Linked DNA regions of Homo sapiens: region 1 is linked to region 2. A link is an interaction called in ENCODE POLR2A ChIA-PET data of the cell type or tissue named here. Cell type or tissue: B cell. All regions are shown on one strand. Each heading gives the region's core, and the rest is flanking DNA. Links, peaks and the distances in the headings are about the cores only.

Evidence for each region. Peaks named below come from ENCODE experiments on the same cell type or tissue, not always from the same donor. Only the 100,000 strongest peaks of a DNase experiment are listed, where the experiment ranks them.
Region 1: POLR2A ChIA-PET joins it to region 2 with 6 read pairs; 2 of 35 experiments call an interaction of 5 or more read pairs at or near these places.

Annotation. Positions count from the first base shown.
Region 1 is chr9:129,373,895-129,377,628 of GRCh38, reverse strand. No RefSeq gene overlaps it. Among named protein-coding and RNA genes, the nearest start is that of LINC01503, 39 kb to the right of the region's middle. In B cell, for the core only: no CTCF peak of the experiment used is centred there; no DNase peak of the experiment used is centred there.
Region 2 is chr9:129,936,539-129,941,703 of GRCh38, reverse strand. The region is part of intron 6 of FNBP1 (formin binding protein 1); the gene reads left to right. Among named protein-coding and RNA genes, the nearest start is that of MIR6855, 70 kb to the right of the region's middle. In B cell, for the core only: no CTCF peak of the experiment used is centred there; no DNase peak of the experiment used is centred there; H3K27ac peaks cover 761 bases.

The sequences.
Region 1 (3,734 bases), core at 1,235-3,734, 560 kb after region 2:
ATGTCCTTGCTAAGGGATCTTTGACAAATTCTCAATTATTAATCTTGAGAAATTTCTAGAAGGAAAGAGATGCACGTTTTAGGGCCTGTGCTACATTCTGCCAAATTACCCTCCAAAATGTCCCGATGACACTCTGTATTGGCTTCCTAGGGCTGTCAGACAAATGACCACGCACTCGATGGCTTAAAACAACAGAAATTCATTCTCTCACAGCTCTGGAGGCTCAAAGCCCAACATCGAGCTGTCATCAAGGCTGCATTCCCTCCCAAGATTAGAGGGAAGAATGCTTCTTTGCATTTTCCAGCTTTTCTCAGGGCTGGTATTCCTGACTGGTGGACTCATCACTCCAGTCTCCTCCTCTATCTGTCTGTCTGTCTTCTCCCCAAGTGTCTTATTCCAGGATAACCTCCTCATTTCAAGATCTTTAACTTGGCCAGGCAAGGTGGCTGACACCTGTAATCCCAGCACTTTGAGAGGCAGAGGTGGGAGGATTGCTAGAGCTCAGGAGTTTGAGAACAGCCTGGACAACACAGTGACACCCCCCATCTCTACAAAAAATAGAAAAATTAGCTGGACATAGTGGCACACACCTGCTTTCCCAGCTACTCAGGAGGCTGAAGTGGGAGGATTGCTTTGGTCCTGGAGTTTGAGGCTGCAGTGAGCTATGATTGTATCACTGCACTCCAGCCTGGATGACAGAGTGAGAACCTGACTCAAAAAAAAAAAAAAAAAATCCTGGCTGGGAGTGGTGGCTCACGCCTATAATCCCAGCACTTGGGGAGGCTGAGGCGGGTGGATCACCTGAGGTCAGGAGTTTGAGATCAGCCTAGCCAACATGGTGAAACTCCATCTCTACTAAAAGTACAAAAAATTAGCCGGATGTGGTGGCGCACGCCTATAGTCCCAGCTACTCAGGAGGCTGAGGCACGAGAATCATTTAAGCCCAGGAGGTGAAGGTTGCAGTGAGCCGAGATCGCGCCATTGCACTCCAGCCTGGGCAAAAAGAGCAAAACTCCATCTCAAAATAAATAAATAAATAAATAATTCTTACCTTAATTACATTGACAAAATGTACCTTTTTCCAAATAAGACAGCAGGCGCGGTGGCTCCTGCTTATAATCCCAGCACTTTGGGAGGCCAAGATGGGAGGATTGCTTGAGGTCAGGAGTTTGAGACCAAGGGAAGAGGGATTCTGTAGAACCCCTTTTCCTTCACCACACAGGATATTTTAATCTTTTTGAAATTTTTGGCCAATTTGATAGGGTAAAAGGATAACTTGTTTTAACATGTATTTCTTTTGTTGTTAGTGAAGATGAACCTACTCTCATATGCTTGTTGGCTTTTTTTATTTCTTATTTTGTGAATTACTAATTCATGTCCTTTGCATATGTCCCTATTAGGTATTCACTGTCTTCTAATGGATATGTGAGAGCTCTTTGTAGATGCAGGATATTGAGCCTTTATCATCTCTTGTAAATATCTTCTTAATTGGTCACTTACTTTTTAGGGCTTTTTTTCGTAGTTCTTCCATGTACATAACTTTCAAACTTTTTCGTAGCAAAGCTTCAGGAGGATTTTACCATCCGTTGAATAATTAAACAGGCCTTTCCCATCACATTCTTTTCATCTAGCACTTTTATAGTTCCACTTTTATATTTAAGTTTTCGTTTTGTCTGCAATTTATTTTAGTTATGGTGTATGTTAAGGCTAACAGCCTCCCTCCGCCCCCAGATATTGAACAGTTGTCTTAATACCATTTAATAAATAGCTCATCTTTTCCCTACTGATTTTAAATGATGTCTTTATCATCTATTAAATTTGACTAACCTAACCTAGCAGACTGAGCTAATGTTGACACTGCTCCTGCTGAGGAATATGGACAAAATTTAACAACAACAACAAAAAAAAATTGATCTTGAAAGAAAAAATGGGAGATCACCCAGTACTGGAGTTTGGGAGGAGGCAACTGGAGCAAGAAGCCATTCTGTAGCTGAGAACCCAACAAAAAGCAAGATCCTCGCTGAACAGGAGCTCACAGCTAAAAATGCAAACCGCAAAATGAACTGATCCTCAACAGGGAGTGTCAGCAGACAAAACAAGAAGAGGATTAGACCACCAAGAAATTGGGATAAGAGCACACTCCGAAAGAGACTACAAAAGAAGTGTGCTTTAAATTATTAAAAGAAAAAAAATAAGAAAATGAAAAGACACCATGAAAAAAGAGGCAGCCAGCCCTAGTGGCTCACGCCTATAATTCCAGCACTTTGGGAGGCCAAGGCAGGCGAATCATTTGAGGTCAGGAGTTCAAGACCAGCCTGGCCAACATGACGAAACCCTGTCTCTATGAAAAGTATAAAAATTAGCCAGGCATGGTGGTGAGCGCCTGTAGTCCCAGCGGCCACTCAGGGGTCTGAGTTGGGAGGATGGCTTGAGCCTGAGAGGCAGAGGTTGCAGTGACCCGAGATCACGCCACTGCACTCTAGCCTGGGTGATAGAGCCAGACCTTGTCTCAAAAATAGAAAACAAAAGAAAAGAAAACAACACAAACAAAAATAAGAGGCAAAGTTGAAGGAAAAACAAAGATCTTCTTGAAAGGAAAACCGTAGCCACTGAAAATAAATTTCAATGCCTTGGTTAAATAGCAGATAAGACGCAGCTGAAGAAGTGTTCATGAACTGAAAGACAGAACTGAGGAAATTACCCAGAATGTAGCCCACAAAGATAAAGAGGGCCAGATGGAGTGACTCATGCCTATAATACCAGCACTTTGGGAAGTCAAGGCAGGAGGATCACTTGAGACCAGGAATTTGAGACCAACCTGGGCAACATAGCAAGACTCCCTGTCTCTACAAAAAAATTTTAAAAATTAGCTGGGTGTGGTGGCACATGCCTTTAGTCCTAGCTACTGGGGAGGCTTGAGGCAGGAGGATTGCTTGAGCCCAGGAGTTCAAGGTTACAGTGAGCTGTGATCACACCACTGCACTCCCACCTGGGCAACAGAGTGAGATGCTGCCTCTAAAAAAATTTTTTTAAAGAAACAAAGATAAAGAGATAAATAATAAAAATAGAAACACATTGAAAAGAATAAAAGAGTCCAACATATGGCTTAGAGAAGACCTGGAAAGAGATAGATTATAAGGAGGATGGAAAAGAGATCATATTCAGCATGATAATGTCTGAGAATATTCCAGAATTGATGAAAGACACAATTCCTCAAATTTAAGAAGTGCATCAGGCTGGGCACGGTGGCTCACACCTGTAATCCCAATACTTTGGGAGGATGAGGTGGGAAGATAGCTTGAGCCCAAGAGTTTGAGACCAGTCCTGGCAACATAGTGAGACCTCGTCTCTACAAAAAATTAAAAAGTCAGCCAAGAGCAGTGGCGCAAAAAAAAAAAAAAATGCATCAACCACAAGAAGGATAAATAATAGTGAACCAAACCCAATTATCTATACCAAATATGTAATCCTAAAGACAAAGAAAATGACTTAAACCAGAAAAGAAGAAGAGATTATCTAACAGCATCCATAATAAAGACATATAATGGTGTTCTGAGTACATTGACTCTTTAAGTCCTCAAAACAACACTATTAGTGTTATTTTTATTTTATTTTATTTATTGAGACAGGGTCTCACTCTATCACCCAGGCTGGAGTGCAGTGGCATGATCACAGCTCACCACAGCCTTGACCACCCAGGTTCAGGTGATCCTTCCACCTCCTCCCAAGTAGCT
Region 2 (5,165 bases), core at 1,662-4,161:
CACTTGAGCCCAGGAGTTCGAGACCAGGCTGGGCAACGTAGGAAGACCTTGTCTCTACAAAAAATGAAAAGTCACCTGGGCAGGCTGGTGTGTGCCTGTCGTCCCATCTACTCAGGAGGCTGAGGCAGGATCATTGCTTGAGCCTGGGAAGTTGAGGCTGCAGCGGGCTGTGATCATACCACTGCACTCCATCCTGGTTAACAGAGCAAGACTCTGTCTCAGTTAAAAACAAAATGTAATTTCATTGTCTATCATTGTCAGTTGTTCTTGGGAATTTGACATTCTATTTAATAGCATTTATTTATTTATTTATTTAAGATGGCGTCTCGCTCTGTTGCCCAGGCTGGAGTGCAATGACGCAGTCTTGGCTCACTGCAGCCTCCACCTCCCATGTTCAAGTGATTCTCCTGCCTCAGCCTCCCAAGTAGCCTGGATTACAGGCGTGGGCCACCATGCACGGCTAATTTTTGTATTTTTAGTAGAAGCAGGGTTTCACCATGTTTGCCAGACTGGTCTTGAACTCCTGACCTCAGGTGATCTGCCCGCCTCAGCCTCCCAAAGTGCGGGGATTACAGGCGTGAGCCACCACACCCGGCCTTGACGTTCTATTTAATAGCATTTCTTTGTAGATATTTTGCTTTCTCCTGTAGTTGTGAAGACCTTGTATTTCCCTTTGGTATCCATGGCATCAATATGATGTTTCAAAGCACAGACTTTTTATTTTTAATTTATTCTGTTTGGGGTTCCTAGAGGATTTGTTCCTTTCATAAATATATGAAAACTCAGTGTGGTGGCTCACGCCTGTAATCTCAGCACTTTGGGAGGCCGAGGTGGGCAGATCACGAGGTCAAGAGATTGAGACCATCCTGGCCAACATGGTGAAACCCCGTCTCTACTAAAAATACAAAAATTAGCTGGGTGTGGTGGTGTGCGCCTGTAGTCCCAGCTACTCAGGAGGCTGAGGCAGGAGAATCGCTTGAACCCGGGAGGCAGAGGTTGCAGTGAGCCGAGATTGTGCCACTGCAGTCTAGCCTGGGTGACAGAGTGAGACTCCATCTAAAAATATGTATATATATGTATATATATATATATGAAAACTCTCCAGCATTAACTCTTCCTATATTATGTTGTTATTAATATTGTTGGTTTTGGGATTCATATTAGATGTGTGTGAAATTTCTCATTCTGTTCCCCACGCCTCATAACTTCTTTTTCATAGATTTCATTTCCTATATATTACATATGATGTAACTTTGTCAGCTACTTCATGAAGTCTCTTCAAATTATTCTATTTAACTCATCTATTGAATTTTAAAATTTCAATGACTGTATTTTTTATTTCTAGAAGTTCCATTTTATTCTTTTGAAGATATACCTGATCTATATTTAGAGCATCTTATTATTTTCTTATGATTCCTTTTGCATCTTTTACTAACTTAATCCTTCAAAATGTTGTTTTGTTGTCATTGTTGTTGTCGTTGTTTTGTTGTTGTTTTTGAGAGAGGGTCTTATTCTGTCACCTAAGCCCAGGCTGAAGTACAGTGGGACAATCATAGCTCACTATAGCCTCGAACTCCCGGGCTCAAGTGATCCTCCCACCTCAACCTCTGGAATAGCTAGGACTACAGCTGTACACCACCATGCCCTGCTTATTTTTAATTTTTTTTTAGAAATGGAGTCTCACTATGTTACCTAGGCTGGTCTCGAACTCCTGGCCTCAAGTGATCCTCCCACGTCAGCCTCCTCTAGTGCTGGGATTACAGGTGTGAGCCGCTGTGCCTGGCCTGTTGTTCTTATATTTTCTTTCACATTGTTCTTTTAGCTCAGGTTCTCATTTTTCTTACTATCGCATCAGCTCTCATGGTGGTTTATTTCCTTGTGCATTTATATTATTACTACCTTTTTTGTATGAGCGTAACTTTGACAGAGATTGTTTTTTCTCCGGGAATCTTATAAAAACAGGATTGTAGAAGTATCCCCCCAGTGAGGTTTTATAGTGTTTCTGCCAGACAACCTGGAACTAATTTTTATGTTAATTTCTTGGCTTGGGGAATCTTGCACCATCTGTACTAGCACAGGCTGAAGCTTTTGTATTTTAGAAGACACTCTTCCCCCACTCCACAGCTTGAGACCTACATAAGCTTCCTGGTCTTCTGTGGTCACAAGAAGTTTCTCTAATTATTTCCCATCTAAAAGAAGACAAAACTAACATTGAGGTTAGTGCAGGAAGGGCTTATAGTCTTACATATTTACTTCATTGACAGTATATTACTGAATAACATGTGATAACATATGCAAGATTTTTTTATTTTTCGGGACGGAGGCTTGCTCTTGTTGCCCAGGCTGGAGTTCAGTGGTGCAGTCTCGGCTCACTGCAGCCTCTGCCTCGTGAGTTCAAGCGATTCTCCTGCCTCAGCCTCCCAAGTATCTGGGATTACAGGCACATGCCACCATGCCCGGCTGATTTTTGTATTTTTAGTAGAGACGGGGTTTCATCATATTGGTCAGGCTGGTCTTGAACTCCTGACCTCAGGTGATCCACCCGCCTCAGCCTCCCAAAGTGCTGGGATTATAGGCGTGAGCCACTGCCCCCAGCTACTTGGGAGACTGAGACAGGAGAATCGCTTGAATCTGGGAGGTAGAGGTTGCAGTGAGCCGAGATCATGCCACTGCACTCCAGCTTGGGTGACAAGAGGGATACTCTGTCTCAAAAGTAATAATAATCAATTTCAAACCTACCATAATGAAAAACTCAAGTCTCTTGCCAATGACCATGCGTGAGAAACCAGGGGGGAAAGGGGGGCCAAGTCTTGGAAACCATCATTTACATCTTAGCAGGATCTCCAAGCTCGTGCTGAATTTCTACCAGCCTCCCTTGGAGGCTTGCCAACATCATGATGAGAAATATCAGCATTGGCCTCTTCTCTTTTAGCAGAAATTGTCACTCACCTTGAGTAAATAGATATTTCAAATAAGGCAACCAGAGCATAGGGAAACAGAAGACCTTTTCTTAAAACTGTTTAGCAAGTGAATGGGCCATGTGGGATTGAGATGCTGGTCTCACTGGCTATCTTTCTGCATTCTCTCCTTCTATTTCAGTGGCCCTCCACCTACAATACTGGAGCTAGAAAGTTGTAAGACTGTTTTCAAAAAAAAAAAAAAGAGTCAGGAAATTGCTGGAATAGTTCAAGCATATTTCTTTGGTTAACTTATTTTGAAGTTTTTCTCTGTTTTGTATTCTAGCTGCCCTTATAATTTATCAAAGACAGACTCATTGTTTTGGCAAGCTCCTGGCCTGGAAGTCTCCAACAAAAACTCACAGCACTCTATCTGAAAAGGAATTTTTAAATGCATTCTTAGTCTTGAAATTGAAAATATATTCTAGATACAACAGTTTGCTGGGAAATTTAAACAATGCCGTTTATCATCCAACAACTTTGCTCTGGACAAAGAGCTTTTTCATCTCTTCCTTAGTGTCCCTTCTACTCCATTAGCTTTTCAGAGCTTTTTTTAAAAAATTAATTAATTTATTTATTTTTTTGAGACAGAGTCTCACTCTGTTGCCCAGGCTGGAGTGCAGTGGCTCAATCTCGGCTCAGTGCAACCTCTGCCTCCCAGGTTCAAGTGATTCTCCTGCCTCAGCCTCCTAGGAGCAGGGACTACAGGCACGCACCACCACACTCGACTAATTTTTGTATTTTTTAGTAGAGATGGGGTTTCACCATATTGGCCAGGCTGGTCTCAATCTCCTGGCCTCAACTGACATGCCCACCTCAGCCTCACAAAATGCTGGGATTACAGGCATGAGCCACCGCGGCCAGCCTTTTTTAAAATTTGGTTCACTTCTAGGTTATATAAAGCATATTTCTTTGGTTAACTTATTTTGAAGTTTTTCTCTGTTTTGTGTTTTAGCTGCCCTTATAAATTTGTCAAAGGCAAACTCTGATAAACTTTAAAAATTCTTTTTTTTTTTTGAGACGGAGTCTCACTGTCACCAGGCTGAAGTGCAGTGGCATGATATCTTGGCTCACTGTAACCTCTAACTCCTGGGTTCAAGCGATTCTCGTGCCTCAGCCTCCCGAGTAGCTGGGATTACAGGCACGTGCCACCACACCCAGCTAATTTTTGTATTTTTAGTAGAGACGGGGTTTCACTGTGTTGGCCAGGCTGGTCTTGAACTCCTGGCCTCATGATCCGCCCGCCTCAGCCTCCCAAAGTGCTGGAATTACAGGCGTGAACCACTGCGCCCGGCCAACTTTAAAAATTCTTAAAAGTTATATATACATTTACTTCATCTTATTAAATATGGCTTTACATTGTTAAAACAGGATATACATAGCTCATCAAAAGTGTGACATAATATTTAACCAATGATTTGTTTGTTTCAAATTATTTTAAATTATTGGCTATTATAAACAGCACTGTTGGATATCTTTTGTTATTATATCATTAGGATAAATTTTCAGAAGCAGAATTTTTGGGTCAAAGACTAGAGTAAAATTCGTTTGATTCCTTTTATTTTTTTCCCCCCCTTGAGACAGAGTCTCACTCTGTCCCCCAGGCTGGAGTGCAGTGGCGTGACCTTGGCTCACTGCAGCCTCTGTCTCCCGGGTTCAAGCAATTCTCCTGCCTCAGCCTCCCAAGCAGCTGGGACTACAGGCATGTGCCACCATGCCTAGCTAATTTTTGTATTTTTACTAGAGACAGGGTTTCATCATGTTGGCCAGGCTGGTCTCGAACTCTTGACCTCAGGTGATCCACCTGCCTCAGCCTCCCAAAGTGTTGAGATTACAGGCGTGAGCCACCGCACCTGGCCATTAGTTTTATTCCTAACCATTGACAAATCCTAGAGAAATACGAATAGGATTTTCAGGGATTTCCAACAGGTTGCTATTTTTTCTGTTCTCAAAAATACCTAGAAATAGAAAATAATATCCAGTGGCCTCTACCTCATTTGTGTGCTGTAAAAATACCAGTGCTTATTCTCATTTACCTGGCCACGTCTGAAAGTCATGATCCTCTAGTGGTTATCAGGAGCTGGAATGTGCAGAAACTTTTATTTCTTAAACCATACAATTCTGTAAGTTTGAATTACCTACAGCAAAATTTTTTTTTTTTTTAAGCAGGAGAAAAAAGAACAAAAGGTGGCTAGATAACACAGGTTG